Linked DNA regions of Mus musculus: regions 2, 3, 4 and 5 are each linked to region 1. Evidence: chromatin loops called from intact Hi-C (ENCODE). Cell type or tissue: left cerebral cortex. All regions are shown on one strand. Each heading gives the region's core, and the rest is flanking DNA. Links, peaks and the distances in the headings are about the cores only. Region 1 has its middle 77 kb from the start of Gm34044. Region 2 overlaps Gm33981 (a long non-coding RNA gene). Region 3 has its middle 42 kb from the start of 4930556N09Rik. Region 4 overlaps Gm33897 (a long non-coding RNA gene). Region 5 has its middle 24 kb from the start of Gm33981.

What was found. Peaks named below come from ENCODE experiments on the same cell type or tissue, not always from the same donor. Only the 100,000 strongest peaks of a DNase experiment are listed, where the experiment ranks them.
Region 2: it touches region 1 in a loop (3.0-fold over the local background); 4 of 42 quality-filtered maps call a loop at or near these places.
Region 3: it touches region 1 in a loop (14-fold over the local background); 2 of 42 quality-filtered maps call a loop at or near these places.
Region 4: it touches region 1 in a loop (2.7-fold over the local background); 3 of 42 quality-filtered maps call a loop at or near these places.
Region 5: it touches region 1 in a loop (12-fold over the local background); 13 of 42 quality-filtered maps call a loop at or near these places.

What each region holds. Positions count from the first base shown.
Region 1 is chr10:97,309,646-97,315,887 of GRCm38, reverse strand. No RefSeq gene overlaps it. Among named protein-coding and RNA genes, the nearest start is that of Gm34044, 77 kb to the right of the region's middle. In left cerebral cortex, for the core only: a CTCF peak has its summit at 2,724 (motif pointing right); DNase peaks (open chromatin) are centred at 2,068 and 2,737; H3K4me3 peaks cover 1,575 bases; H3K27ac peaks cover 1,718 bases.
Region 2 is chr10:96,945,820-96,952,061 of GRCm38, reverse strand. It overlaps Gm33981 (a long non-coding RNA gene), which reads left to right. Exons shown (of 3, transcript XR_380715.2): 3 at 5,978-6,242. Among named protein-coding and RNA genes, the nearest start is that of Gm33981, 9.9 kb to the left of the region's middle. In left cerebral cortex, for the core only: no CTCF peak of the experiment used is centred there; a DNase peak (open chromatin) is centred at 3,000.
Region 3 is chr10:97,074,957-97,081,198 of GRCm38, reverse strand. No RefSeq gene overlaps it. Among named protein-coding and RNA genes, the nearest start is that of 4930556N09Rik, 42 kb to the right of the region's middle. In left cerebral cortex, for the core only: a CTCF peak has its summit at 3,135; DNase peaks (open chromatin) are centred at 2,881 and 3,056.
Region 4 is chr10:96,725,948-96,732,189 of GRCm38, reverse strand. Gm33897 (a long non-coding RNA gene) reads right to left here. Exons shown (of 3, transcript XR_871979.1): 3 at 4,266-4,403. Among named protein-coding and RNA genes, the nearest start is that of Gm33897, 13 kb to the right of the region's middle. In left cerebral cortex, for the core only: a CTCF peak has its summit at 3,264 (motif pointing right); a DNase peak (open chromatin) is centred at 4,568.
Region 5 is chr10:96,931,483-96,937,724 of GRCm38, reverse strand. No RefSeq gene overlaps it. Among named protein-coding and RNA genes, the nearest start is that of Gm33981, 24 kb to the left of the region's middle. In left cerebral cortex, for the core only: a CTCF peak has its summit at 2,911 (motif pointing right); a DNase peak (open chromatin) is centred at 2,908.

The DNA.
Region 1 (6,242 bases), core at 419-5,418:
TGCAGACAACAATAACTCCATTTCTTACCTGGTTAGTTTGGAACCTGGCAGCATCCAGTCCTTTTCTGCTTACCATTCTCATAGAGGCTCAGGCAAGGGACCTGCATATGTTTCTTCTCCCAGGAGAACTTCCATGGACAAGAAAATGTACACCAGGGTTGGATAAAACTTAACAAATGCTGGGTGGAGGGGTTAAATGTTATTTTCTTTAAAAAATAATAATATACCTATTTTATTCTAATAGTTTTTGCCTTTAGGGAGTTTATATATAAACCCAGAGACTGCGAGGTGAAGACACATTTAAAAAAATTGATATGATCGTTGTATATTTACTTTTAAACCAGACAAGCATATAATCAAACCAAACCACAAACAAACAAACAAACAACCCAAATCAAGGCACTTCCCAGATGATTAAGTCAAGAGCAAAATGACCCGGCCCAAAGAATGAGGGCCTAGCATCAAAAAAGTGTCATGGATTAATTTTTACTGGAGTTCAATGTGCTATATGCCACTGCCAAGAGAAAAGAATCTTGCCTGGTCTCAGTTTTTTTCAGATTCTTTGACTCTAATAAGAATGAATATTAAACTAAATTGTTAGCAGCTGGTTGCCTATCTAAACCTAGCAAAGTTCCTGGGAGCTATTATAGAGGTTTTAGAAAGCTGACCTAGTGTGCCTCACACAGTTGTTGGAAAGAGTGGCCTCTTTTCCAGGTGCATTGTTACAGTCGTTCAAATTCACCATCAGAAAAGCAGGGGACATTTCTCCCCAACAGTGAAATCTGCTAAGGCAAGGTACACACCTTCCCTACATCTTGACTGTTCTCCACAGTTCTGCTAGAACTTTTGTGTAAACTTTTCCTTATCCTTGGCTACTTTTGTTATGGAAGCCTCTCTCCTGAAGAACGCCTGCATCTTTGAATAGGATCCTAGCCATGTCTCCCAGGAGCCTTTGCGGGATTTCTGCACTTGCCTGACACCATGTTTAAATGACACTTTCGTGGTTTGCAACAAAAAATAACAGGCCTTTTTCAGGAGATGAACAAAGAACAACAAATAAAGTCATATCGCCAAGCTTGGATAAATAAATACTAGGCAAATCTACAATTTAAAAATCTCTTGTAAGAACCAGGGGAGATTCTTAACATCTTTCTTATTTAGGCCTCCACAACCCCCCCTTTCCTTTGCAGGAAATAGTTTCATTTTTCTGCCAATAAATTGCTTTGTGATATATATTTTGAGATCAACTTAGCTTTTTCTGCTTTTTGGCCTATTAAACGGAAGGCTCGGGGGTTGGGGGGTGAATCAAACTTTACAACCTGGTATTTTCACATCTGGCAACTTTTCGTTTCCTGGATATGTTAGATAATTTACAAACTATGTGTTTTGATGCCTTGTCACTTAAAGTGTATTTAGGGAGGTTAAAAAAAAAAAGTCCCCCACTGAACAATCGGTTGAATATGCTGCAAACCATGCTTTATCTAAATACCCCCACAAAAATACCCCACACTGAGTATTTATAATTTTAGATGCCACACATAAAGTGTATACATGTTGCAGTAATTATATACATATTGAATGCGGTAAGGGAGAAAGATGGATATTATTGTAACTCTCATTCAGTCACTGATGAAAATTTTGTCAACCCAAAATGAAAATCTACAAAAATCCCTTGTTAAAAGCACCTTCACACTCGTATTGAAACTGTGTGTGTGTGTGTGTGTGTGTGTGTGTGTGTGTGTGTGTGTTTAATACGTCCACACACTATGAAATGTTTTTGGATCAAGTCTGAATACAATATATTTTAGGCTTTCTCTTCCTAAAAGGGTAATACAGAGCTTGTGAAAACGCAGGTCCATTTCTGAGTTAGTTGTTTACGAAAAAGCACATGCTAATGTAACAGTGTATATGGAATTAAAGAGAAAATGTCAAACACGCCGTGACATCCAAAATACATTCAGCTGCTGCCTTTTACTATGGGGACTTTCATTCTGCCGCGGACTGCCTCCAAGACCCAGTGGTTTTGTGTGTTGGGTTAAAAATAGCCTGCCAAGCCTGACAACTAGATTCTGATTGGCCCGAAAGGGAGGCCGTTCAGCCAATGAGAGCGTCTGGGAACAAAAGCAATTCTTTTGTGTGTATGTGTGTGAGAGAGAGATGCTCAACCCACGTCAAAACAGCTTCGGGCTGTAGAAATGATTTGGGTAGAGATTTAACAAGGTAATAATGCATTTCAGCCCTCTGAAAGGTTTGAAGCGGAACAAAGCGGGGGGTGGGGTGAGGGGAGCCGGGAAATCTACAAAAGAAATGGAGCCAGAGCTCAGCTTCTACCGATGAATCATATGGGTGTTCGTGCTACAAGCAATACTCGTTTTCCTTCCCCCCACCTCCCTGAGACCTTTACTTACTTTTCAGGCATTTTCTCCTCCCAAACAGACAAAAGCCATCAAAGGCTTTTTACTAATGTGCAAGTTTGTTGTTGTGATTCGCTGGCAAGGAGAAAGGGACAAAACCCAACTACAAAACTCATTTCATTAAATGTCACAAAAAGAAAACAAAGACCCATGAGTTGTACGCCGTGAGTAGTGAAGATCCTGAAACTTTGAGCTTTAGATTGTGGGTATCAAACACAGCCCACACTCTCAAAGACAGTTCCGGGTCGCTCTCCAGATATGGAAAACAAAGAGGGACTTGATTAGAGACAGCTCTGGGTGCTCAAGGCCTTGCGAGCATCGGGCCGCCAGGGGTCGCTGTTGCACAGTCGACGAATCTCTTCCGCGGCGCTTTCCTGTGTGTCTTTAAGGAAAGAAATAGGATTTGATAGGTACTTCTAGCTTAGGACTAAAAAGGGGTTTGGGGGGGGGGGGTGAGGGGGCGCTGTCGCCGTTTGAAATCCTTAAGTACGGCTTATGATCAACACTATGGGACAAAGCAACCGAAAACACAATTTACTATACAGGGAATTTAGTGCCACGGAGGACAAATGTTGCTGCAATAACTTGGTATTGTGACTTAAGAGAGCTTTTCCTAAACCACGTCGCGATTTTAAATTAGATGAAAAGAGTGAGCACACAACGCTGTTACGGATACCTTATTGTCTCCAATATGTATATGCGAGTGACCTGTGTAATGTACCCAGCCAGACGTGTTTTGGCAAAACAATTCAGATAATACGTGGCTTACATATTAACCACAGAGGAAAGTGTCAGTTCAACACACTGTTTTCCTCTTGAGCGTAGATTTCACGGTACAGGACACATAAGCAAAACTTAAGAAACCTTTACTCCTGGTGTGGGTGTGGCATCTAAAATAACCCCGCTTCTGAGTAAAAGAGGAACAAACGTTTATAGTCTAATTGGGCATGATAAACTAACAATGCCCAAACATTTTCTGTTTGAGAAAAAGCATAACATATTTATTTGTGAAGTATTGTTCCAAAGTACATATTGGAGCCAGTAATGGACTTTTTTCCCCTGTTCATATTCATCTAGCAAACATACAAAACTGGAAGCGTCCTGTGCCTTTCTTTTTCTATGACACTCAATTATAATGCGTTGTACACAGCATATAAGGAACTAAAAGGCAAAGAATAAAACCTACTGATTAACTATATTTCCAAACAGCTACATTCCCAGAAGACTGTGTGTATGCCTGCCTGCACGTATTCAGCATTCGACAGCTCCAAAAACAAGGTCTATTCCCTTAAGGACTGTCATGAGTTTTATGAAGTTTGCTCAATCATGTTGGCCTAACAGCAGCTAGAGAAACTGATCATTTAGCCAGTAGGTATAATTGTCGTAGAGAGCCCAAGAGACTTAATAGAAATAGCATGAGGTGGTGTCAGTGGAAGAGTGTTGGGCCACCGTATGTATACTGCCTTATTCCATGCATTGGCTGAGTTCCTTACTTGCTCAAACCCAGGCCTTGCAGCTGCCCCCCATGCCAGACCCATCCCATTGGCAAGCACCAATCCCTAATTTTACTAAAGATGCTCTGTTATGCTTCAGACAGGAGCATCTTGTCCTCTGAGAGGCTCCAACCAGCAGCTGATTGAGACAGTTTCAGACACCCACAGCCAAACAGTACATGGAGCTTGGGAACTCCTACGGGAGAATAGGAGGAAGGATTGCAGGCCAGAAGGGGATAAGGACCCCATAGGAAGACCAACAGAGTCAACTAACCTTTGGGGCTCTCAGAATCTGAACTACCAACCAAAGAACATACACAGGCTGGACCTAGGCCTTCCCGTACATATGTAGCAGATATGCAGCTTGGCCTTCATGTGAGTCCCAAATAACTGGAATGGAGGGATTGACGTGACTGCCCCAAAAGCTGATGCCTGTAGGTGGGATATGTTCTTCTAGTTGGGCTGCCTCCTCGTCTTGCCTCAGTGGGAAGAGAAGTGCCTAGCATGGAGGAGACTTGATGTCCCAGGGTGGGGTGTGTTCTCAGAGGGGCCCCTACCAGCTCAGATGAGAACGGGGGGGGGGGGGGAGGGAGAGTGGGGGAAGGGTTGCGGAAGGGGGTGACTGGGATGGAGGCTGTGAGCTAGACGTAAAGTGAATAAGTAAAAAAATAAAATTAAAGAGAGAGACAGAGACAGAGACAGAGAGATGAGAAAATGCAAGCAGTTGTTGCCCACACTGCTCCACCTCTATAGCCACCTTCATCATCTGCTTAGAGTCACACATGTTCTTTACAAGAAAGCAAACTTACTTTTTCTATACATGGCGTTCACTCCGATGAAGTCATTCCTAATCTCATTCCTAGTCACATCCATTAAATGAGTGTTTAAAGATTTCTTCCATTTCCTTCCTGCTTCCCTTCCATTTCCTTCCTGCTTCCCTTCCATTTCCTCTCTGCTTCCCTTCCATTTCCTCTCTGCTTCCCTTCCATTTCCATCCTGTTTTCCTTCAACATTCACTCTTTCCACTGCAGGAAGTAGCAGACTGTCTGTCATGTTCATTCCCCCAGACAGGAAGATGGAAGAGTAAGAGAATTCCTTAATCTTTGCTGTGCTATTTCTATTAAATCCCCTGGGCTCTCTATAATTATACCTACGTGCTGAATGATCAATTCCTCTAGCTGCTCCTCGCTGCTGTTAGGCCAACATGATTAAGCAAACTTCATAAAGCTCACAACAGTACTGAAGGGAATAGACTTCATTTTCTACTTATTGCATGGTGAAAATTACATAGGGGCATGCATTTCTGCGGTTGGTTTCCAGACCTCTAACAATAATTAAGGGGAAACACAGATGGACTCACAAAAGTCAAGGTGTATATTCTTCCCCTAGAGCAGAGGTTCTCAAAGAGCTGTAACCCATTTGAGGGTGGAATGACCCTTTCACAGGGCTCCCCTAAGACCATCAGAAAACACAGATATTTACATTATGATTCATAACAGTAGCAAAAACATGGTTATGAAGTAACAACAAAAATAATTTTATAGTTGGGGGTGGAGGAATCACTGAAACCCGAGGAACTATGTTAAAGGGCCACAGCATTTAGAAAGGTTGAGAACGGCTGCCCTAGAATCTCATTGGCTGTGAATTCCAAAGAAACAAAACCAGAACCCATGTCCCTTGAATGAATACAGGTGTGTCCGGAAGACTTCAGAGTTCACCAGTGGATTTTATAGGGGCCAGAGCGGTGAAAACTGGGTGCAGGCCCACGTGACCATTACCAGGTTCTTAGCCCTACAAAGGTTTCCCATCCCACGAGACTACACAAACACATGGAAGCTTCCAGACCTCACGGGAGCTCTTAGACGTCGAGGAAAATCAGATGTGACCACGTCATCTGGAAGATGACAACCTTTTTCCTGTTTTCAGAAAGATTTAAGAATCTCAATCTACAGGGCTATTTTGGGAAGGCTAGAGAAAACCGTGAGAATTGTCTGGAAATGCGTCATGGTGTTAAAAGTAGGTTTGTTTAAAAAAATAAAATAAAATAAATAATGTCTTGCATATCTGAGCTTTATGTGATACAAACAGAAATGCTTAATGTTTTCCATCCACACTCTGCATTATGGTACTTGATCTGCAGCACAGCCTATGTCGGAGTTAAGGCAAGTATTTACCACTTAGCATGAACAGCGTAAGTCGTCCTCATATTGTGCGATTCTTCATAACAGTCTGGGCTTTGTCATTGCTCAAGCTTCATTTCATAAACATTTTAAAGAGTTTGTAAACTTCACTTTGAGAGATTTGGCACAGATCAGCAAGGCTCTGTCTCCTTGGC
Region 2 (6,242 bases), core at 766-5,765, 360 kb after region 1:
GCATCAGCAACAAAATACAAGAGATGGAAGAGAGAGTCTCAGGTGCAGTAGATTCCATAGAGAAGAACATGGGCACAACAATCAAAGAAAATGCAAAATGCAAAAAGATCCTAACTCAAAACATCCAGGACATAATGAGAAGACCAAACCTAATGATAATAGGTATAGATGAGAATGAAGATTTTCAACTTAAAGGGCTAGTAATAACTTCAACAAAATTATAGACCTAAAGAAAGAGATAGCCATGAACATACAAGAAGCCTACAGAACTCCAAACAGACTGGTCCAGAAAAGAAATTCCTCCTGATACATAATAATCAGAACAACAAATGCACTAAATAAAGATAGAATATTAAAAGCAGTAAGGGAAAAAGGTCAAGTAACATATAAGGGCATTATTAGAATTACAGTAGACTTCTCACCAGAAACTATGAAAGCCAGAAGATCCTGGACAGATGTTATACAGACCCTAAGAGAACACAAATGCCAGCCCAGGCTACTATACCTAACAAAACTCTCAATTACCATAGATGGAGAAAGCAAAGTATTCCATGACAAAACCAAAATCATACAATAACTTTCCACGTATCCAGCCCTTCAAAGGATAATAAAGGGAAAACACCAACACAAGGACAAAAATTATGCCCTAGAAAAAGCAAGAAAGTAATCCTTCAACAAACCTAAAAGAAGACAGCCTCGAGAACAGAATCCCAACTCTAACAACAAAAATAACAGGAAGCAACAATTACTTTTCCTTAATATCTCTTAATATCAATGAACTCAATTTACCAATAAAAAAACATAGACTAACAGACTGGCTACATGAACAGGACCCAACATTCTGCTGCTTACAGGAAACATACCTCAGGGACAAACACAGACACTACCTCAGAGTAAAAGACTGGAAAACAATTTTCCAAGCAAATGGTCCAAAGAAACAAGCTGGAATAGACATTCTAATATTGAATAAAATCTACTTCTAACCCAAAGTCATCAAAAAAGACAAGGAGGGACACTTCATACTCATCAAAGGTAAAATCCTCCAAGAAGAACTCTCAATTCTGAATATCTATGGTCCAAATGCAAGGGCAGCCACATTCATTAAAGAAACTTTAGTAAAGCTCAAAGCACACATTGCACCTCACACAATAATAGTAGGAGGCTCAAACCCCACTCTCATCAATGGACAGATCCTGGAATCAGAAACTAAACAGAGACACATTGAAACTAACAGAAGTTATGAAACAAATGGATTTATCAGATACAATTTGCAAAACACATGAAATCAAGAAAAAAGGAGGACCAATGTGTGGCTACTTCATTCCTTCTTAGAATGAGGAACAAAATACCCATGGAAGGCGTTACAGAAACAAAGTTTGGAGCTGAGATGGAAGGAAGGACCATCCAGAGACTACCCTAGCTGGGATCCATTCCATACACAACCACCAAACCCAGACACTATTGCATATGTCAGCAAAATTTTGCTGACAGAACCCTGATATAGCTATCTCTTGTGAGGCTATGCCAGTGCCTGGCAAATGCAGAAGTGGTTGCTCACAGTCATCTATTGGATGGAACACAAGGCCCCCAATGAAGGATCTAGAGAAAGTACCCAAAGAGCTAAAGGGCTCTGCAACCCTATAGGAGGAACAACATTATGAACTAACCAGTACCCCTCAGAGTTTGTGTCTCTAGTTGCATATGTAGCAGAGGATGGACTAGTCAGCCATCAATGAGATTAGAAGCCCTTGGTCTTGTGAAAATTATATGTCCCAGTACAGGGGAATGCCAGGAAGCTGGAGTGGGTGGGTTGGGGAGCAGGGCGGAGGGAGGGTATAGGGGACATTTGGGATAGCATTTGAAATGTAAATGAAGAAAATATCTAATAAAAAAAGATTAACCATCAGAAATATATATATATATATATATATATATATTATCAAAGAGTGTGGGTAACAACTGAGATCTCTGGTGAGCAATGAACATCTACATCCTGATCATTTGGTGACCAGAAGCTTCTGGCTACTCCCACCAACACCCTATGAGATGGTATTAGCCTGGTAAAGGAGCAACATTGAAAGGTCAAAGGATGACTTGTTCTGAACATGTATCACATTTACACTGTTCCAAAGTAAAATAAAAAAATTTAAGTTGAGTAAATTTGTTTTTGAAGCAACAATAGCCATGATATCAGTAAACAATATGTTCTATACATGCTGATAATGTGCTTTAGAATCATGGCTCACTGGTTTTTCAGACAGAAATAATCGCAATGAAGATAGTTGATACTACCTATGTGGACTACTCTCAGAATTTTATGGGGAACATTTTTGTTGATTTACCCCAGTGAGGAATTCATGAGTGAAAACTATATACTCAGTGTCCAACAGAAGCTCAGATTGTCCCAAATAACATATAAATGTGATTTCAGATATTTGCATGGAAAAAATGCTATATTTTTATTACACATTTTTTAAGTTAAAATTTAGTATCATATAAGATTATTAAACTTGAGTAATAATACTGATTTTTAAAACTTGCATGGATGTTAGTTTCATCACTTCTTATTTCACTTCCCAAAGTAGAGAGAATGCGTTATAAAATTTTGACTACTGGAAGATTTTTCTTTTTATCTGCTAAAGCTGAAATCAACAAAGGGAAAATGAAGACATAATTGGATAGAACACACAAGAGTTCCTTTTGGAAGCTTTCGCAGTAGAATATGTCCAAGCAAGAGCTAATACGGTAGCTCATGAAGGATGAAAGTAGCTGACGTAATATTCTAAAACCGAGCTTTGGTTAAATAGCTTAACCTTCTTAGCTCTTATTGAAGCCAGGAGGGAAGTGTTGAGTTCAGCAATTTTTCCTCAACGGCATCTAAGAGAACACTTTAGAAAGTTTTCCATTGATGCCAGGGCCAAGTTTCTGTTGTGTTGTAGAGGGCAGCAACTCTGCTTCCTCTCCAGGCCCTCTGGAGGATCACTCTCATTTCCAAACAGAACTCTCCAAGACTAAAACAATGCCTAAGAGAAGCAGGCTGGAAATCTTGGCTCTCACAACTCTAACTTGGAAGTATTTACATTCCTTTGTATTTTAGCCCATCTGGGTCGGATGAATGAAGTCTTGCCCAAAAACTGTGACCTTTGAATAAGCTTCAAACTGCTCAGTGGGCCAGTTGGAACAAATGTTCAAGAGCATCAAAGAACCATCTTTTTAGAGAAAGATAAAGATGAAGGCGAGTGTAACTATCCCAGTAGGATTCTGTCCATCTTCTTAATAATTCAATCACCTGTGTAATTATAAAACCTAAATTGTGCTCACCTCTGTGCCCTCCTTTCTTCTTACATAAATGTAGTCAAGCTAGCTACAGTACAGAGCTATCTTCAAAGAATATCAGTTATTTTTTTCTTTAAAGCCAAAGGATGATTAATGAAAGAAAATGTAAATCAAGAGAAAGCATCTTATTAATTAAAATCCCAAATTGAGCAGCATAAATTAGATTGGTTCAAGATAGTAGCTAAGTCTTTTTACACACAAAAATAAGCATGAACATATGAAATGTTCACTAAGTTGTTTTTTGAAGAAAATGAGGGCTATGATTAATAAATGAGTATGTCTCTATAATGTTTGGAAATGCTGATTAAAATTCCATTTCAGAGATATGAGCCCATCTAAAACAGAGTGCTCTAAATATGATTTTGCTCATATAAAGATTGCAATTAATGATGTTGATGTAAATAAATATTTATAATATGCTTAAGTGCACTTGGTGTGTTCTGGATGTGTTGGGATCTGTCATTCGAGTTCCATTTATATTACCTCATTTCATTCTTAAAGATTCTCGCTCAGTGAGGTCACCATTCCGTTGAGTGACTAAGTACTGTGAGTGACTTGTCTTAGCTCTCATGAATTTGGAATGAAGTTAACATAGAAATGGTGACTGATTGAGCCAATGAGCCAAAAGCTCAAGTGTGTGAGTAAAAGTTCAGAGTTCCCAGCTTGTAATAGTCAAGGATGAACAAGATGAACAAAAATACTACAGGGATTTCACAGAATCATGGAGAACCAAAAGCCAGGACTCAAGAAGAAGCAAGATGAAGAAGTTATGTGGGAGCTGCTAAGGGTGGCTCCTGCCTCGAAGAACTGCTCCTCGTTATCTTTCCCTGCTTTCTAATGGCTGCGATCATTCTTCCTGGCTTGCTGTTCCAGCCACAAAGAACAATTACTAGGCTCTCCTTTCAAATCTTACATTTCTGTAGTACAGAGTAATGGAACCTCTCAGCAGTGGGCATTTGTGAGGCCTTCCCGTCTTCTGACTCAGACAACAACAACAGTCACTCCATGGGACCATCATGACTGCTGGGGAACACCTTCTTACATTTATGTGGAGCAATGGTCTCCAAATTGATAATTTCTTGGACAGCTACATCCAGAACTAACTGTGCATTTAGCTTTGCAGAGAGATTTACTCACCCTCTAGAAAGCAGATGCCCTCCAGTCTCATCCTCAGTGGTCAATAGTGTACCATAACGTCTAAGACCATCTGGCCAAGTTGTCAGGTCTTCTAATCAGAAACTGGACAGCACATCCCCACACAATGTTGAAAGCTTTTGGACATTAGAATTAAACTAACTCAAAAGATACAGCTTTGAAGCAATACACTGGTGTAGAGAGTAAAAAACCCCCAAATGGCCTGCTTTGGACTTGAAATTGAAAGTAGAAGACACAGGGAAGAGATTTCTCCAGTTACTTGATCGACTTAAAGACAGACTCTCCAAAGAAAAACACAGCTGCCTTGACTCTTTTTACTGAACTTGCATTAACCAGGGAGGATTAAGCTCAGATCACACAGAGACAGAATACTGAACGACACACAGAGAGTCTGAGGAATTTTGTCCCAGCACCTCGTTCCTTGAGCTTATTGCCTTTAAAAACCCATTTTCATTCCCCTCTAAGAGTGCCTTACAGCCCCTACTGCACTACATTCCCTTCCTCCTGTGAAGAGGCATTTAAGCTTCAACCGTATCCCCCTTTGAATGTCATGGTTTGTATGACTCTCATGCACACATTAATGAGAGCTTGGTTTTCTCCTGTTGATCTCTTGTGTTTTCAACTACTGAACCGTTAGATGAAAGGTTTGAACAACAACAATGACAAAATAAGCCCCATTTGATATAGTGAAAAAGAAGTGTGAAACCATGGCAGATGCTGGATGAAATACCTCTTGGGAGGCCAAGTTATATATCAGTTGTCTGATAACAGCGGTTTATGCCACATCAGATGATCAGCACCACCTGATTCATGCTTCTCCTCTCTGAGGGAACGTTTTATTTCTTCAATCCTTCTATCATACGTTACACTCTGAATGTGGTTTTTCTGTACCTCCACTCCTCCTGTTCTTCTCACTCCTCTCTTCCTCAGATTCACTCCTCCTCTTTCGTTTCCCTTCAGAGAAGAGTTGGCTTCCCAGGGGTGTCAACCTAAAATGGTGTAATGAGTTACAGCAAGGCTAGACACAAACTTTCATATTGAGACTCGACTAGACAAACCAGTAGGATGAAAAAGGTTCTAAGAGCAGGCAAAAGAGTCAGAGACAACTCCACTCTCCCTGGTAGGAGCCCCCCTAACACCTTAAGCTAAACAACCATAGCATACATGCAGAGGACCTGGCTCAAACCCATGCATGCTCTGTGAAGCCAGATCCCTAGGAACACCGAGCACTCTCCACCCAAGACAGACACTGAAAACTCTTCCTGCCTCTCCTGCCTGCAGCTTTTCCTGGATAGTATTTGTGTGAGCCCTGATTGAAGGATGCCATTGTGGGCCTCTTAGTGTTTCCTAAATTTGCCCAATCAAGCACTGGCAAATGTTTCATTGTGTAATATTGCACAGAGATCATCTCAATTTCACGATTCTGGCTTTGGGTAGTTTCGTCATGAGAAAGTAACCTATCACATTTCTGTGTGTACATGTTTAGGTGTGTATCAGTGAAGTATAAACTACAGCTTCGTTGGTGTCAGAAGTATTCTACAGACAGAAACCTATGGAAGAAATGGAGGAACTGAGTGGGATCATAAAATACCAGAACAGGATAATAATAGCAATGATGGTGTAAATTGTGTGCGGCAAATACTGGTGTCAGAGCTGTCCCCTCAGGTATGACGTTCTATGTCTGCCAATGTCAGACATAAAAACACACAATGTACCTGTGTAAATTCAGCACATTAAGGGCTTACCAAGAA
Region 3 (6,242 bases), core at 576-5,575, 230 kb after region 1:
ATTTTTATGGATACTTCTCAACAATTCACTAGCCTTGGTTATGTTTTCACAATTCCTACTTCTTCTCATATAACTAAATATACAATACACATTTATATAAATTACATATAATTTTTAAATATATGTATAATATTTAGATTATAGTGTAAATGAAACATACCATAAATATAAATATAATATTATATCTATATTGTAACAAATAATATATTTTAATAGGAATATTCATAATATAAATAAAACAAAATATTCAACACATAAAAATTCAAATTGCTCATCTTCTTTAGGTCTTCCCTTCCTCAGAGGTACCAATAACGTATAACATTTAAGCACATAAACACGTTCTTCTCCTTTTATTCTGTCTGTATCAATTCTATTTATAGGTGTACCCCAAAACTCTGAGTAGAAACATAAACATTTTCCTTCCTACACCCCAAAATGAACAACGGCCCTAGACAGCAGGAAGCAGCTGCTGAGACATGACACCCTTGTTCCCTTTTCACCATCAGCTTCTCCCCTCTCTTTTTCTTTCTCTCTCTCTCTTTCTCTTTTTTTTTTTTGTTATTTTGTTTTGTTTTGTTTTGCTTTGCTTTGTTTTGTTTTTTCGAGACAGGGTTTCTCTGTATAGCCCTGGCGGACCTGGAACTCACTTTGTAGAACAGGCTGGCCTCGAACTCAGAAATCTGCCTGCCACTGCCTCCCAAGTGCTGGTATTAAAGGTGTGTGCCACCACCGCCCGGCTCCCCCTCTCTTTTTCTTTCCTTCTATTTACAATAACAAGAAGGGAGGTATATTGGCATCAGGACCTCCCAACCCTATGACATCACATAGGCAACTACGCGACCTACAACATATTCCCAGCATCTACTTGGCTCACATCCCATCTTTACCTGCGTTATGTCATTTTCCATGTAAATAAGGAGAACGCCCCTCCCTCACTCTCTCTCTTCTTCTCTTTCTTCCACCACTTTCTCTCTCTCTCCCAATAAAACCTCTTCCACGTGGAACTGTCTTGGTCTAGTGTGCTGTTGAGACATGACCCGCCATTCTAACACATCAGTTTTAGTGCAACATCAGAAAAGCAGACTGGGTAGTCTTATCACTTTTGAGTATATTCTAAAGCCCTTGCATTGGGGAATCAAAAACTTCCTTCTCTTTTATTGAGCTGTATCTGAAATATTCATTGTTTTTATTTTTTGTTTTGCTTAAGAGAAAAGAGCTGTCTTTTCCACTGCATTGAGCGGAAGAGCTCTTCATTTTCTCCATTGAAAGGATTCCTTAGCATTGTCTCAAAGGACCCATTGCAACAGAGTACTTCAAGTTGACCAGTTCTCCATGTCAGATGAGAACACAGAGACTGTGAATAAACAGCCGAGGTGCGTCTTCCTTGTTAAACTCAGTGCAGAGCGTATGCAAAGGCAGTAAGTGGCTGCTTTTTATTGATGCTCTCTTTTACAACCACACAGTTTCATGTTTTAATGAGCCCAGGCTTAAGTAGTAAAGGTCTCTTCTGACGTCCAAGGCCAGCAGTGTCTCGATTTCATAATAGTCCAATTCTTATTGAGTTCAGGAAAGAAGAGAAGTCATAATAGTCATTTTAGAAACATTTGATGGAACTTCCAAGCCCTTCTAGGCACATTTACATTACCCCCATTTGCTCGGGGTGGAAAGGCAATTACTCTGTGGAGATGGTGCAGTCAAGTCTGTAAACAGTTATTACATTTCAATTAAAGCTGCATGAAACTCTACATATTTGGTTTGCAGGAAATTAATGCAAATCTTTTTTGATGTTTCAATTCGCAAGGGTGAACTATCCCACACATTTGGCTCTAGGCATAACACTCAGGCCCTTTCAAACATCAAAGACTATTTTCCCAACGTAAAACATTTGACCTGGGGTTAAATTTTCCTAAAATACCAGTCTGTACTTAAACGCCCAAGTTTTCAAGCTGTATGGAAGTTTTGCTAAAAGAAATCAACGTAAGGTAACTTTCTAGCAGGGAACACATTTTCTGTAAAGCTTTTAGTGTCCAACATGCACTGGATCTGTTCATTGCCTTGGCTGAGAATCCATAAATCATAAACAGAAACTAGATTTTTTTTTTGCTTATGAAAGATTGAGAGGAAATAAACTAACGTGCATTAAACACCTACTATATCCGCATCACTTTTCTGGAATGGTTTTATTAAATTCACCCATTAACACTGTATGTATGTATGTATGTATGTATGTATGTATGTATGTATGTATGTATGTATGTATATGAGTACACTGTGACTGTACAGATGGTTGTGAACCTTCATGTGGTTGTTGGGAATTGAATTTAGGACCTCTGCTCACTCCGGTCAACCCAGCTCACTCCAGTTGGCCTGGCCCCCTTACTCTGGTCAACTCCGCTCAGTCTGGCCCATGGATTATTTATTATTATCCATAAGTACACTGTACATTCCTCTTTATTCAGGGAAACTTCTTAAATTACACAGGTGGGTGGTGGTACCACAAATAGATGCACAACTTTCTTTTTTTTCTGAAGCCCTTGGCATGTCTATCTTCCACCAAATGAAAATATAAGGACTGTAGTTCATGTTCACAACCATCACATGGTTTTTTGTTGTTGTTGTTGTTGCTGTTTCTAGTGCTCATTCCCTTCCCTCGGACACTCTCTATAATAGCTGAGGTGGTCATCTACTCTTTGTATGAGTAACCTCCCCCACATTTCTGTTTTAGAAAAACACACAAATAACACACACACAAATGATCAAGGGACTGTTTTCAGCCTCCCTCCCCTTCTCTCAAGATGTGTTACATATGGTGGGGTGGGGGTTGGGCAGGCAGAGCAAGACTGCAGGCAGAATAGAGGACTTCACACTTCCATCGCTTCCCATGAAAAATAACATATGGGCAGAACATTTATTTGAAAGAACAGATTTGTTTCTAGTTGCTCTCCAGCAGTTGAAAGAGAAAGAAAGAAAAAGAAAGCCTTTTAACAGCCATCTGAAAATACTCCCCCAAGGAAAGAAATAGAGTTGATCTTTTTAGGGATTACAGAATTAACATGAACAACTCTGAGTCATAAGGAGTCCACGGAAATGTATTCCCGGCGCTCCTGCTGTCGTGAATCTACCTCTCCACTAGGGATGGCAACACAGTCTGTGCTCCAGCTCATGATTTGTAATTTTTGTAGAAAAGACATTTAAACATAATGCATTTTTCTTTTAGCCATTTTTCAAATGAACCCTCTATTTTATCCCTTACTCGGCTTTTTTTTTTTTTTCAACCTTCTCAACTTCCTGATACACATACTCCAAAAGTCATTCCAGAAGATGAGAAAACAAGTCCCTGACCTCCATCATTTGTATTCCAAAGGCCATTTGTTTCCCATCATGCCAGTTTTGGTTGAGATCTGGTTGAGATCTGGACTGATTCACAACTCTTGGCACTGTCAAATTCCTCAGGCCCAGAAAAAGAAAAAAAAAAAAAAAAAGACATTGCCAGGAAACAAATTAAAAAGTTCAATTTAAAATTGTATCTACCCTCCAAGCTCCTGGTTTATAAAAGTATTCACAGCTTATGTCCAGGCTAAGATTTAATTTAAACCACATGAGAATTAAGGGGGATTAGCCTCCTGGAAGCTTGCTAATTTTTAAAAACAGAAATCAAAAGGGAATGAGAAAGCCTACAGGCATATTTGAAGAATATAAATGTGAGGGGCTGGAGAAGTGGCTCAGTGGTAAAGAGCACTTTGTTGTCTTGGCTGAGGACCTGGGTTAGGCTCCCAGCATTCCCAGGGTGGCTCCCAACCAACTACCTCCCTCTTCTTACCTCTGCAGGCGTCAGGTATGCAGGTAGATGGTACATATGTGCGTGAAAAGGCGATGAGTAAAGGCTTTCATTGATGCTCCCCTTTTACAACAACGTAGTTAGTTGTTTTAATGAAACCAGGCTTAAGTAATAAATGTCTCTTCCAAGTCCAAAGGCCAGCAGTGTCTTAATTTCATGATTGTCGAGTCCTCCTGAAGTTCACAAAAGAAGAAGACACTGTTCTTGTCAGGCATTTTAGGAACATTTGATGGGACTTCCAAACCCTTCTAGGCACATTTACATTGATCCCCCATTTATGTGGAAAAAGCATCCACACATGCAAGCAAAACACTAGCACACATAAATCTTTTTAAAAGGTTTTTTTTTTTTTTTTAAAGAATGTATGTGAACTTTTCTCATATATCCAGCATAAGTGATCACAGAAATGGACCCTCCTTTTGTGGTTGCCATGGCGCTAAGAAAGATTCATCACCTCCCTGTAGCAAACTCTGATGAGACCATTCTTTCTCCCCATCAAGATTTGCACCTTTATCAACCCATGGTTGGTGGCTGTGCACGAGGTCCCACCTTACCTGGCAATTGCTCCTTTAATTAGCTGTTTAGCTGACCATCTGAAGACCTTCCTGAAGGAAGCCTTTTAAGTGAGAGCCGATCCTAGGAAAGGCAGAACGCAACTCAGACCCGAGGAGTCAGAAAACACAAATGCTCATCAGCACACAAAGTGGGCTTGGGATAAATGCAAAATTATCATCAAGTCCTGTTGTTGAGAAAAATAAAGCAATTTTTTTTGTTTTATTGATTCAAAATTGATTTTTTTCCATATAATATATTCTGATTATGGTTTTCCCTCCCTCAGCTCCTTCCAGATCTTTCCCACCTCCCCTCCTGCTCAAATCTACACTCTTTTCTCTCTCTCTCTCTTTCTCATTAGAAATCAGGCATCTAAAAAATACTCAAATACAACAAAATAAAATAAAAGGATAAAATCAAAACAAACAAACCAAAATAAGAGAAAAGAGACAAAGCCAAGAAAAGAAAAGGGGCCAAGGAAAAGGCACACAAACACACAAGGACAGAGACACATGCCTTGGCACACGGTGGATTCCAACAGAAAGACTAAGTCAGAAACCATACTTTATGTTCAGAAGACCTGTAGGGTAAAAGGGCAAAAAGGACCTTCAAAATCACTATTGGGTTTGCTTTGTGTTGACCATTAAATTGTAGTACAGAAGGAAGATGGAAAGTACATTTTTAGCATACTAATATCTTTACAGTTGGATGATTCCAGGTGGGTTTTCACAAATGCTGATAGATTCTTATGGAATTATTCTTTCATAATTTAAAAAATATATTTGTTGTTTTGTTTTTATTTTTACATTCCTCTCTCTGTGTGTCTGTCTCTCCCTCCCTCCCCCTTCCTGTCCCCCTCCCCTCCCCTTCCTCTCTCTTTCATTCTCTCTTTCTCTTTCTCTCTCTCTCTCTCTCTCTCTCTCTCTCTCTCTCTCTCTCTCCCCTCTCTCTCTCCCTCTCTCTCTCTCTCTCTCTCTCTCTCTCTCTCTCTCTCTCTCTCTCGTGTGTGTGTGTGTGTGTGTGTGTGTGTGTGTGTGTGTGTGTACACTGGCCATTTATGTCAGGAAACATCCCCAGCCTCATGTTTATCTATCTAGTAATGCATGGTCTCTCACTGAGACCCTGATGCGGCTTGCTTTGGGGACCTTCCTGTCTCAATATTTTCATGCTGGGATTCCAGAAGGGCTCAGACACATGGAGCATTTACATTGGGCAAGATCCAAACTCCAATCCTAACACAGAAGTGACAAGCCTTTTGACTCCTGAGTGAGCTTCTCAGCCCCTGAATTTCTCATTTTGATGTTGCTATTTCAGACTGCCCAGCCTTCTCATGCAGTCTCTTCTCCACACAAAGGCTAATCGTGGCTTTGACACACTGAGGTCTGCCAAAAGGAAGCTCAAAAATATATGTATGTCTGGACCCTCGATGCTCACAAAGGCTGTATCGTGTAAGTCCATGTGGATCTAGTACCCACCATATACAAACCTGAGCTGAGAAGTTACTGTTTCAAAACATTTCCTAAAACAGTAGTAACTCCTCTTTCCACTCTTTCAGAGCAAGAGCTTTGAATTGTGACCGTTCTTGATAATGAAGAAAATCTTCTTCACTCAAGTTGTATCTCTGAATCTTGACGATCTTCCTCTGTCTCTCAATTTACTAAGTAGTTCCAAATTATCGTTGAATCATATCAAGCCATGCCCAATTCTCTTGGGCTCAATCTTGTCTTATTTTTCTCTATAAAGAAATATCATGTAATATCTCTATTGAAAGCACTCTATAAACCTTCCGTGCCGTGCACACCTTTAATCCCCAGCACTTGGGAGGCAGAGGCAGGCAGATTTCTGAGTTTGA
Region 4 (6,242 bases), core at 410-5,409, 580 kb after region 1:
GAAGAAAACCCTTTGGGTGGTAAAGTGATTGCCTAACATGCAAAAGGCATCAGGTTCCATCTCTAGCGCTGCAAGAAGAAAAGACAGGAGCAGTGCACTTAGAGAACAACATTCGGTAGCAGTAAGTATCCATGAAACAAGAATCAGATGTTAGATGCTTTATAAAAACGAAACTAGCAAAATATAAGAAGGAATTCTTTCTGCAGGAAGAGAAACCTTTTTAAAAGAAACACAAGCTTGAAATCACATGAGAGTTAGAGGAGAGACTAAGGAGATGCCTCAGTCAGTAAGAGATGAGAGAGAGAGAGAGAGAGAGAGAGAGAGAGAGAGAGAGAGAGAGAGAGAGAGAATAACGACCCAAGTTCTGATTTCCAGCACCCATATAAACAGTTGGGATCTTTACCCGAGTTCTGGGGAAGAAGGAACAAAAGGGTCCCTAGAGTTGGATGAATAGACACACAGACACCCATACACACAGACACACAGAAACACACAGACACACACAGACTCACACAGACACACATATACACAGACACACATACAAGACACATATAAAAAGACACACATTCATAGACACATACAGAGACAAAGACACAGACACATAGGCACAGACAAACAAAAACACAGGGACATACACAAAGACACAGACACACACACATAGATACACACACAGACACACATAGACACAAACACACAAATACATAGACACATGCACAAACATACACATAGATACACACACATACAGACACCCACACACAGACACATACATTCACAACCACACACACACAGTCACACACAGACACACACACAGAGACACACACACTGAACAACCCCCAAACCACAAACACATGAAAATTAGAAGAAAATTATAAAGAAATTGAAAAGATGTCAGAAGGAAGAAAGACTAAATTCAAGAGGCCAAAGGCACAAATAGTTGTTTCATTTAAGATTTAAACAATGGTGGGGAAATACCAATGAAGTCATATAAAAATGTATTGCAAATGAAAGATTACACAAAAAGAAAGAAAAAAAAACTTAAGAATAACCAGAAATATTTTTGGAGTAACTCCGTGCAATTTTTTGAAACTGAGTTTGGTTGATAAAGAAATTTCAAATGCTTGCGGAATAAAGTTTAGTCACGAGCTAATTGCTAAATCCCTAGCAGTCAGTCTTCCTACAGTGAGGGTGTAATCAGTCAGGAGACCCCAGCACGCCATGAATGAGATGCTGTTTCTGACAATTCTTCCTGCTAGAAGAGGGGAGCAACAGGCGCAAAGCTCTTCTAATGCTCCAGACATCAGATGTCCAAAAGCTCACGCCTGCCAAGACACTACCAGCTCGGGGCTCGAACACTGTAAAGAATTCATCTCTCCCTCTGTCCAGTGTTTATCCAGGACAAAAACTTTTGAAGAGTTCTAGAGAAACACTGCCCACCACAGTAGCAGGCTTGTTTGTTTCTAAGCATGTTTCCAGAGCTTCTCATGTGACCACACAAGGGCAGTGGGAAACAGGACTGTTAGATTACAGGGCCCAGAAAAGAACAGAACCATTGATTGGATGATTCAAAAACATTTCTAAGTGGAATTTTTCAAAAATGCACACACACACACACACACACACACACACACACAGAATAACATAAACACCATTTATAAGCCTCAGTAATTTGAAGTCCCAAGTTAGTTCTGTTTTATTTCCATCCTTATCTAGATCCTCACCCTCCACATAACTAGATTATACTGAAGTTAAACAAGGACTTTGTATCATTATACAAATACCTAAAGAGATGTGTAAGTACACATGCACACACGCATATACACATTTGTGAAAGAGAAGAAGAGTTTCCTTTTAAATAGATCCATGATTTCTTGTCATCACTAAAGACAATAAACAGTAAGACAAAGTTCTGATAACTATGCAGTCCCCTAATAGGTTCTTGATCCCCTAATCATCTAAATTCACTTTGTTTTTTGAGGAAGACACTTGCTATCTGGTTTGCCTATAGTGACCTGCGTAGGAAAGGGAATTCGCATGGAGTCTTTCCCACTTCATTTCTAGATTCTACACTTGGGAGTTGCTTCCCTGACAGCACCTAAAGATCCCCAACAGTCCAGTTTAGAAGGGTTGTGTTAGTTTCTCTCTCTCTCTCTCTCTCTCTCTCTCTCTCTCTCTCTCTCTCTGTGTGTGTGTGTGTGTGTATGTCTGTGTGTGTGTCTGTGTGTCTGTGTTAACACCTATCGATGTAAATGTGTTTGACATGCGTCAGCTCCTCACCGTTATTACATTACCGCATATGGAATGTCCAGTCTACCTAGTCAGCTCAGTTATAGATATAACCCACATGTTGTTCATCGCCTCTCTACCCTTGCTATGATCAATGATTCTAAGTTCCTGCTACATAACTCCAGCCTCCATGTCTGTGAACAGTCCCCCACCCTCAACCCCCACCCCACCCCACCCCACCCCCGACAAGCAACTCTAGTCCCTTTGAGTGGGGAACACGGTAAAGACTCTAGTCGACGCTGAGTTCTGACCCTTGGAAATGAACAAACGCTATGGCTTCTCCTCTCAGCTGCCTGTTGTGATTTCAAAAATCCCCTTTGTGGGAAGGTCTAGGGAATCAATATTTTTCTAGATTAAGATCTGTCTCAGTGACACTTGGTAATGACTAGCATACTGCAAACCCGCAGACTGCAGGATTTGACTTTGGTCTTAAATCTTCTATGCCAAAAATCCTAGTTCATCTGTTTTACCCCCATAGCATGCCAGCAGTCAGAAAGAGTGTGAGACAGAGGGAGGGAGATGCAAGAAGGAAAGAAGAAAAGATGGAAGGGGTGTAGAGGCCTAAAGATCTCCTTAATGCTTTTCCTATTACGACAATTATGTTTTGCTAAACATTTTTATGGTGCATTGTATGAACAACTCAGAATAAGTGACAAAACTCTCACCCCCCACCATTTCCATTTTCTTGTGAAGAGCACATTCAAAACTCTCTCTTCTAAAAGAAAACCAGCTGGAATGGGAGAAGAGTGCCTGAGAGTAGAGTGTTGGGGTACATATACATGAGGGTGCTGACCTAAAATTAATTAAATTTTTTTTCTTCTAGATTTTTCAGAATATACAGTAAATCATTGTGGTCTATTGGACCCATACAGGACAACAGAACAACTGTACCTACTCCCTTTTTGAAAAATGTATTTATTTTATGTGAGTCACCATCTCTATCTTCAGACACCCCAGAAGAGGGCATCAGATTCCATTACAGATGGTTGTGAGCCACCATGTGGTTGTTGGGATTTGAACTCAGGACCTCTGGAAGAGCAGTCAGTGCTCTTAACCGCTGAGCCATCTCTCTAGCCCTTACTCCTTCTATGCAGCTATAATTTTCCCATTAATATCATCCTGGGCTTTTCCTGTTCTGATAACACCAACTCTACTTTGTTTTGTTTTTTTTTTTTTCTATGAATCAATTCAGTGAATGAAATTCTGTGAATCAAACTTGCCTTGGAGTGTGACTTTTGTCCCTCTGTGTCAAGTTTCTTTTGCTTAACATAATTATATATATAATTTGACCTCATTTACAAGGCCACAAGTGTCAGGATTTTGTCCTTTTTAAGGCTGAAGCATATATACCAATGTGTATCTACATCTTTATCACTGTGATGGGCATCTAAGTTGACTCTGAATCTTGCTATTGTGAAAGGCAGGGGAATAAACACAAGAGAGCTAGGTTTATTTGATGTGCTGATTTCCCTTCCTTTGGGTACAAGACAGCCAGGAGATTGCTGGGCTAAAAGCTATTTCTCCTTGTAGTCTTGTAAGGACCCTTCAAGCTGTCCTTTCATATCAGTTATACTAATTCACATTCCCGTAACAGTTAAGGATATTTCTTTCCTGAGGTTGTCTCTATAGACTATGTTATCACAGTAACTCCTAGCTGTGAGCAGTAACTCCTAGCTATGATCGTGACACCAATTTGAGAATCTGGTCCCCGTTGAGTCTTTTCAGCTTTCAATTTTCTTAAAGACGACTTTGTTTTACACTTAATTTTTTTTATAATCACATTAAACATTCACAGCATTTGAATTCAAAATGAAAACAAACTATAGTCAGACTCTGGTTTCTAATTCTATCTCTTCTCCCCCACTTCCTCACATCCCCATAAATAAACTTTCCCTACAGTATTTTTATTTAAAACATTTATATTCTGATTACTTCTTTTCTTAGATGCAGATTGGCATATCAGATATATTTTTTCCACCATAATTTTTTAACCAGATACATTTTTCCATCATATTTTTTAACCAAACAATAAATCCCAGACATCTTTGCATACACTTACTAGTTATTTGTTTTTCTTCCTAGCTCCAGTGAGTATTTTTGGACCATCAGCAGGGCAGCTACTGGAAGGAAACATGAAAGATATTTTTTTTATTTTTTATTTTTTAAAGAAGATTGGAACTCTGTAGTAAACCTTCTTAAAATGAGTCACCAAGTTCACAGCCTGCCAGCCTCACGCTGGGGAAACTTCGAGTAGGTGGCTACACTTTGGAGAGGTGTGCGCAGTGTACAATCTCACCAGGCAAAACGCTTCGTTACTACAATTTTTCCTTTGCTTTGCATTTTAGGAAAGTAATGTTCCTTCCTATTTTAGCAGCACCATTTGCATTCCTATTATTCACACTGAGCTGTTATTTCCACTTTTATCTTCCCTTTGTTACTTGGTTTGTGCTCCTCCTCCAGGTCTTCACCTTGCCTTTTTTTCAGGTCCTTAAACCTTGTCCTACCGGAAAGGTGGAATAGCGCTGTGGACTTATGAGCCACACTGCTGGGGGGGGGGGGGGGAGTAATGATAGAGGTTCCCTTGAACCATTGCCAGCAATGCTGAGAGCATCCCACACACATTTGCTATGGAAACACCTTTATGACTAATGGGCTCTCAAAAGAAAGCGTTTGAAAACTGAAGCTAGAAGAGCTTTCTTTTTTTTTTCTTTTTTTCTTTTTTCTTTCCTTTTTCTTTCTTTCTTTCTTTCCCTCAAAATTGCTAGTTTCTGTATTATTCTGTATTATTATTCTGTATTATTCTGGATCATTTGTTTGTAAAGTGGATTCCTACAGCATAAGCTCTACATGTGTGTGCGTCACGAAAACCCGGTCTGCCCCCTCACCCGGTGCTTTAATTCCAAGAACCCTGTTCTCTGCTGTTATGTGTTTATGAGTTTGGGGTTTCAGGCTGAGTAAAGTTCTTTTCCTCAAAATGAAAGGTAAAACATTTCTTTCTCTTTTCTCTCCTTCTTTTGAGACAGGGTCCCAGGTAGCTCAGGGTACTCTCAGATTCACTACACAGCTGAGGATGGCTTTGAACTTCTAACCCTCTTGCTTCAACCTCCTAGTGCTGGGATTTCAGAGGTACCCATGCCAGATGGATACAGTCCTGGAGAACTAACCCAAGAGTTTGTGTATACTATCCTAGCACTCTACAGGCTAAGGTGCATCCCGATCCCCAAAGCACAGACATTTAAAATCATGCATGATTTGGAGGCTGTCAGATCATGAATTCATACCACATCACGTCTCCCTTTCAGTCGGCACTAGTGAATTACAAACTATGCAGATGCAGCAGGCCTGAAGGAGCCTTAGGTCAAGCTAGTGCCCTGTTCTACAAAGACGATCTCATGACGACTACCACCACCACCTCTATGCCCCCTGCACAGGTTCCACCTTCTCTGGGAAGATTTCCTGGCACATCTTCTATCTGGAGAGAGCTGGTCATTTCCTCCCTTGTGTGTTTATGAAGTCAAGACCATCTCCAAGACAAACGATGTGCTCTGATTATTTGTTCCATGCCTGGCACCATGTCTGAAAAGTATTGGCTTTGCCCCATACATCATTGTTAGTTAAATGACTCAGAGTAAATAGGCATTGGATTGACCTGTCTGGTAAAAAGAGGAGACTATGCACTACCTGCATGTGTGGTGTGTTTAAGTATCTATATTTGCATTTTTTTTTCTGTTTCATCTCTGAAAGAAACTATGGGCTTTTACAGAGCTTTGAATCTTGAACACTACCATATACATATGGTGGGTACCTGAACAGACAGTTATTTTGTTTTTGTTTTTAATATGAAGGGTCTACAGTGGCCTTTGCAGTTCTCTTCTTTGAACAACTCAGTCTTCAAGACTTCGACAAACATCTCCAGAATCTTTTTTTTTTTTTTAAGCATCTGCTAGGACTTAGTGCTG
Region 5 (6,242 bases), core at 402-5,401, 380 kb after region 1:
AAAAATTCCAGTGCTCATGGAAAATTTATTTGTCCTTTGTAAGAGTTTTTATCCTATGAAAGGGAACCAATACATTATTGTTTGCTTTTTTGCTTTTTGACAATTAGGACACAGACTTGTAGGGGAAAAATTCAGTGGTTACAAGAAGCACACTCTAGGCCAATGACTCTGGATGAAAGTGGAGGTCTAAGGAACCTGGGAAATGGAAATGGGTCAGGACAATTGGGGAAAGCATTATACCTAACTGATTAATTGGAAACCTGCCTCTAAAAGAAGTAGGCTACTGTGACTGACCCTGGGGTCAATGGAGCTATTAGCTCTTTGTATCTTTCAGGGACTTGCCTCCCTTCTTTCCTCTTTGAGTCCCAGGTTACCATGAGTTGCATCAAGCTACTCCCAACACATCGCACAGGCAGCAGATAAATCAATGAGATATAACAGAGACTATTTTCTACCTAACTCTAATCCATTCTTAAAGTGCAGCTCCAAAGCCAAGTTTCTCTAAGCTTTCTCAATCCCCAAAGCTGAGAATATAAATGTTATAGTCAGAAAGATGATAGATATTTTTTAATCCATTTCAAATGCTGATCAACCTGCTACTGATCTTGAGAACTGTACTTTCCCGAGTCTCAGGTGATTCCTCTCACAATCCTCAATCAATCAGATTCATCTATGATTAAGCAACAGTATTCCCTTTCTCACTGCACCATGCTGGGGGAAGTTTCATCATTTTCATAGTTCATATAGTGGACTTTACATACACATGATTGTCTTGTCAATGCAAACTAGTCTTCAGTAATAGTAGATGTATATCCTGTAGCCACATTGTATCTTAACAATGAATGCTTCATGTATGATCACTGTGACAAATTAAATTATACCTTTTTTTTTCTCTATGGAAAACAGTGACATTTGTTTCAGAGTGCAAAATAATCCTCTCTCCCAATTGGACATGCAAATGATCAACAGCTATATACAAATTAGCTCAGGATCATAGAAATACAAGTAAAAACATACAGTAATATAACTCTTTATCATCTTAGACGATGAAGTAACAATCTTTTTTAAAGGCAACAAAAAGTATTGGTGAAGGTATAAAAGAATTTTGTCAGTGAGTACGTGATGTGATATAGATGCCAGGCAAAATAGTGTGGGCAGCCTGCAAGCAAAATTAACATGTGACCCAGATATTTCACTTCTGGGTATGACCCATCTGAACTTAAAATAACATCTCCAACAGAAACTTGTTTCCCCTGTTCATCATAAAGTATTCACAAAATCCAACAGGCAGAGAAAACATAAGTATACACTCAAGGATGAATAAATAAAACTAAATATGTTACACACACACACACACACACACACACACACACACACACACACACTTTTCATCCTTAAAGAAGAAGCATTTAAAATATTTAACACTGCTGGAACTTGAGAAAATCATGTTAAGAGAAATTAACAAAAAACAAATACAGCATGACTTCCCTTCTATGATGTACTAAAATGTATTGGGCTGCATTTAGTCAACATCTCTGCCTTCACTATAGCAGAAACTATCATTAATATAACAACTTTAAATGTACCAAACAATACCTCTGTCTCTGGAGAAAGAAAAACAATCAGTATTCAATCCCAACCATGTGAAGACTTTTCACCTTCTTAAGTCCTAGGCTATTAAAATTGCAGGGCACCAGAAATATCTTCATTCCTCCAAGTACTTTTTAAAAGTACTCAATGTAAAATTTAAAACCAATTACTAATCACAATAAATTACCAATACTATTTTATTGTGTAAACATCAAATCTAACTGAGTAGTCTGTTTTAAAGCATGCAGTCCTTTCCATTTCGGATGAAGAATTAACTGTTTGCCTTTGAGCAAGGTACAGGTTTCTGGTGACTTTATTTACTCAGACACCAAATGAAGATGTTAATAGCAATTCTTTCCCAGTACCATCAAGAAAGAGTGAGGCAGTACACATAATCACCCATCTCACTCACTATAATTTATATACTTACACACTAGGTAAGAATACCAACTGCAGATAATTTTGTATGTGTGTGCTTGTGTGTGTGTGTGCATGTGTATATGTGATGTATTTATTGTGTATATTTTTCTGTATCTTAATATCTTCTTATGAATTATTTTTAAGGCATGGCTTTTAAAATTTTTAAACTTTTGTCAAATTTGGTCACATTTTGCTATTCTCGCCATTCACACAGTAATGACTATTTTTAAAGAGAAATTACATATTTTTTCAATTCTCCCCTCATTCTAACTTCAGTAGAATGGGTTGCCTATTCTAAGCTCTCTTTAAATATGTTTGAATAAATACCTATAACATTAATGTTTAATGCGATGCAAGTATTTCATTTAAAGATAAGAGAATGTTTACATTTCTATTCAACAATTTCAAGTTCAGACTACCTTAACTGGAATAGCTATATCACATTTGCCTTGGGGAGCAGGTGGTGGGAAAACTTCCATTTGCAGAACAGTAACAATCAGAAAGAAACATTATAAGGGACAGACAATTTGTTTATTATGATTTCTTACTTCATAAGCTAGCAGATTGAATTCTAAGCTTTCAAGCCATGGACTTCTGTGCTGGCCTTCATTCAGTCAACATCTCTGCCTTTGCTTATACCTAACTAATATCACAGATTTAACAACTATATGTGAACCAAACAATGCTTCTGTCTTTGGGGAAAGAACAACATTAGCATTCACTTCCAACATCCTCAAAGTGTTTCCTGTTTCCTCTCTCCTCTTATAACACACACACACACACACACACACACACACACACACACACATACACACACGCACCTACACATGCACACTATACACATAACCACTGAAACCATGCGAAGTCCATCTGGCCACCAGAGGGCTTCCCTGAGAATGGAAAAGCCCAGAATACACTCCTGTCTGAATATCTGCCTGGTTTTGTCCAGAAGGCAAGTGTGTGAATTTTAAAGTGTGAAAGATGCTGCCTTCCAAAAACCAGAATCTTCTTCGTGTGAACAAGATTTCTATAGCTGGTGACCTTCCTTCGGTGGGTAAAACAGTGTAATGCCAAACTGAGATTTGTTACAATTTCATTCACTAACTGAATTTAAATTGCCATTTCCCTTCAACAGCAACTGGATATCTGTGATTTTAAGAAAGTTATTTCTCATTATAGGAGATAAAAAACATTATACTTTTTAAAGTATACCTTTACAGATATGTTGAAACAATTTGTGGGTAAAACATGATAATGTTTGTGGTTATTTTAAATATATATATATATATATATATATATATATATATATATATATATATATATATATATTGTGTGCCTCCAAAGGCTAGAAAAGGGAGACTTTGAATGTTTTCATCATAAGTGATAAAGTTTGATGAGATAATCATGTCTAACCTCATTTGTACCTTGCATAGTGCATCTCTATCAAAATAAGACATGGAAGCCTCATTCATGTATATAATTTTATTTTTGCATTTTTTTAAGACAAGGTCATTCCGTTTTACGTGAATGGCTTTAATCCTTGTGCTCAGTGCGTCCTCTTGCCACAGCTTTCCCACCTATGCATATCTCCCTGAAATAAGCTCAGATGCCATCTTACTCTATGTGATAGCTATTCTTTGTTTGATTACACCTGGAATTACCTAAAACCCTAACATGGAGGTGCATACCAGTAAGGGAATTTTTGCTTAAATTGAGGTAGGAAGATCTACTTTTAATCTGGATCTTTGAGATAGGAAGTCACATCTTTAATCCAGATCTTTTGAGCTGGGAAAACCCACCTCTAATTTGGCTCATGACTTCTGATGAAAGCCTACATATGTACATGAAAGAAGGAAGCTTTTTCTCTTTGCCTGCTTGCTCTCGCCTTGCTAGTATATCCATTCCTTCACTGGCACTAGTCCCTACTTCTTTAGGATTCCAGTGGATACCGAAGACCACCTGAGATACCCAAGCTTGTGGACTGGGCAATTACTGGATTTTTTGACTTTCTGTTCACAGCAAGAAATTTTTGGATTAGCTGGACCACATCCTGTAAGCCATTTTAATAAATCTCATAGATAGATAGATAGATAGATAGATAGATAGATAGATAGATAGATAGAGATAGATAAATGATAGATTCATTCTATACTTTATAGAATCCTGACTAATACATTGTGTATCAGATAAAAATAAATTTAGGATGTGAAAATGGTTTTTGCTTTTGTTTTTTGAGATAGGGTCTCTATATTCTTATGCTTCTTTGAATTTGCTATGTAGCCAATGCTGGTCTTAAAAGACCCTGATATAGCTGTCTCGTGTGAGGCTATGCCAGTGCCTGGCAAATATAGAAGTGGATGTTCACAGTCATCTATAGGATGCAACATGGGGCCCCCAGTGGAGGAGCAAGAGAAAGTACCCAAGGAGCTGAAGGGGTCTGCAACCCTATAGGTGGAACAACAATATGAACTAACCAGTAGTCCTAGAGCTCGTGTCTTTAGCTGCATATGTAGCAGAAGATGGCCTAGTCGGCCATCATTGAGAAGAAAGGCCCCTTGGTCTTGCAAACTTTATATGCCCCAGTACAGGGGAACACCAGGGCCAAGAAGTGGGAGTGAGTGGGTAGGGGAGCAGGGCAGAGGGAGGTATGGGGAACTTTTGGGATAGCATTTGAAATGTAAATGAAGAAAATATCTAATAAAAAATATTTAAAAACTGGCAAATCTAATGCCTTACAAACCAAGAGTTCTAGGATGAGAGGCATGCCCAACCATGCTCTGAATTTTTTAATTTAATTTGAATTTTAAGAACTAGAGAAAAAATATATTGTAAGAAAGAAGAATGGAAATTTCAAGGGAGAGCAGAATTCAAGTACAGTCATGAGCATTATATGCAGTGTTCTAAATAACCATAAGCATTTTTATATTATACACTGGTGTAATGATGCTATAATTAACATCACTGAGAATGCATGAAGATCAAAATCTTAAAATGAATATCAATTGTAAATATAAGGTAAGTTCAGAGGTCAGAAATATTGATTTTTTTATCTCATTTAAGTTCTGTTTCATACAACAAATATGTTTGAAAAAATCAACAAATTAAGTATTTGGAATTATATGCTACAAAAATTTATAGTCATTAAATATTGTGTAAAGATATCTAAATATGCACCCAGTTACACTCATTTTTCTTCTGCTACTTTGTAGAAGGTAGCTACTGCTGGTTTTAAGGATGTGCTAAGGGATCTTGTGTTCAACCTACAGGCACAGTCTTTTTTGTTGTTCAAAGTTTATCTGTGCCTTAAGCACTGACTTTCTACCCCTAGGGACTATTTGATAATGTTGAGTGATATATTTTGACCTAAAAGGAATATACCACTGGCATCTATAAGTAGATTTGAGGAATGCTGCTAACCCTCCTCTGGTATACAGAAAACCCTTAGCACAGTGTCCTATATACCAGCTCAAGTGACCAACAATGCTAAAATTAAGATGCTCTCTGTCTTAAAGTCATGCTATTCCAGTGTGAAAAAGAGCATTGGTTCCACACAACACATACCTTGAAATCTGAGAACACCACAGAAACAGTTCATATTTCTCTCAGTAATTTAGCTTCGTTATTGTCTGCAACTGAGTTAGACTGAAGTCAACAAAAGCCTCTTGAAAAAGCTCACTGTGAACGTGTTTTTCTGAGAGGTATGTTTTGAACTGTAGGATAACCTCACTCTGAAGGTTCTCAAGAATATTAGCATAGTTGATGCTGGCCTCTCATTTGTACAAAATAAGTGCTTAAACATAAATAACTTACACTATAATAAGGAACTTGACTTTTCATTTGTATTTTAGAATTTGGCTCAAAATTAATTTTCTTCATTTTACACTTTGAAAGGAATTTTGTGAATGTTCATGGCCACTTCAAACAAAGGGAGATCATTTCGTTGGCTTTATTTTTTGTTATTGTTATTGTTGAAATCATATAATTATATCATTATATTTATAGCCTAGACTGGCTTAGAATTAAGTAGCCTAGGCTAACCTAACCTGTAATTTATGATCCTCTTGTCCCAGACTTCTGTGTGAGATGGAGTGTATCATCACACACACCTTGCGACAGTTTTTAGCAGCTTTGAATTAAACTCTCTCCATTTTACCCAGAGAGTAGAGTGTCCATAGAATTATTAGGTAGAGTGAAATTGATAATGTAAAATGGGATCAATTAATGTTGGAAAA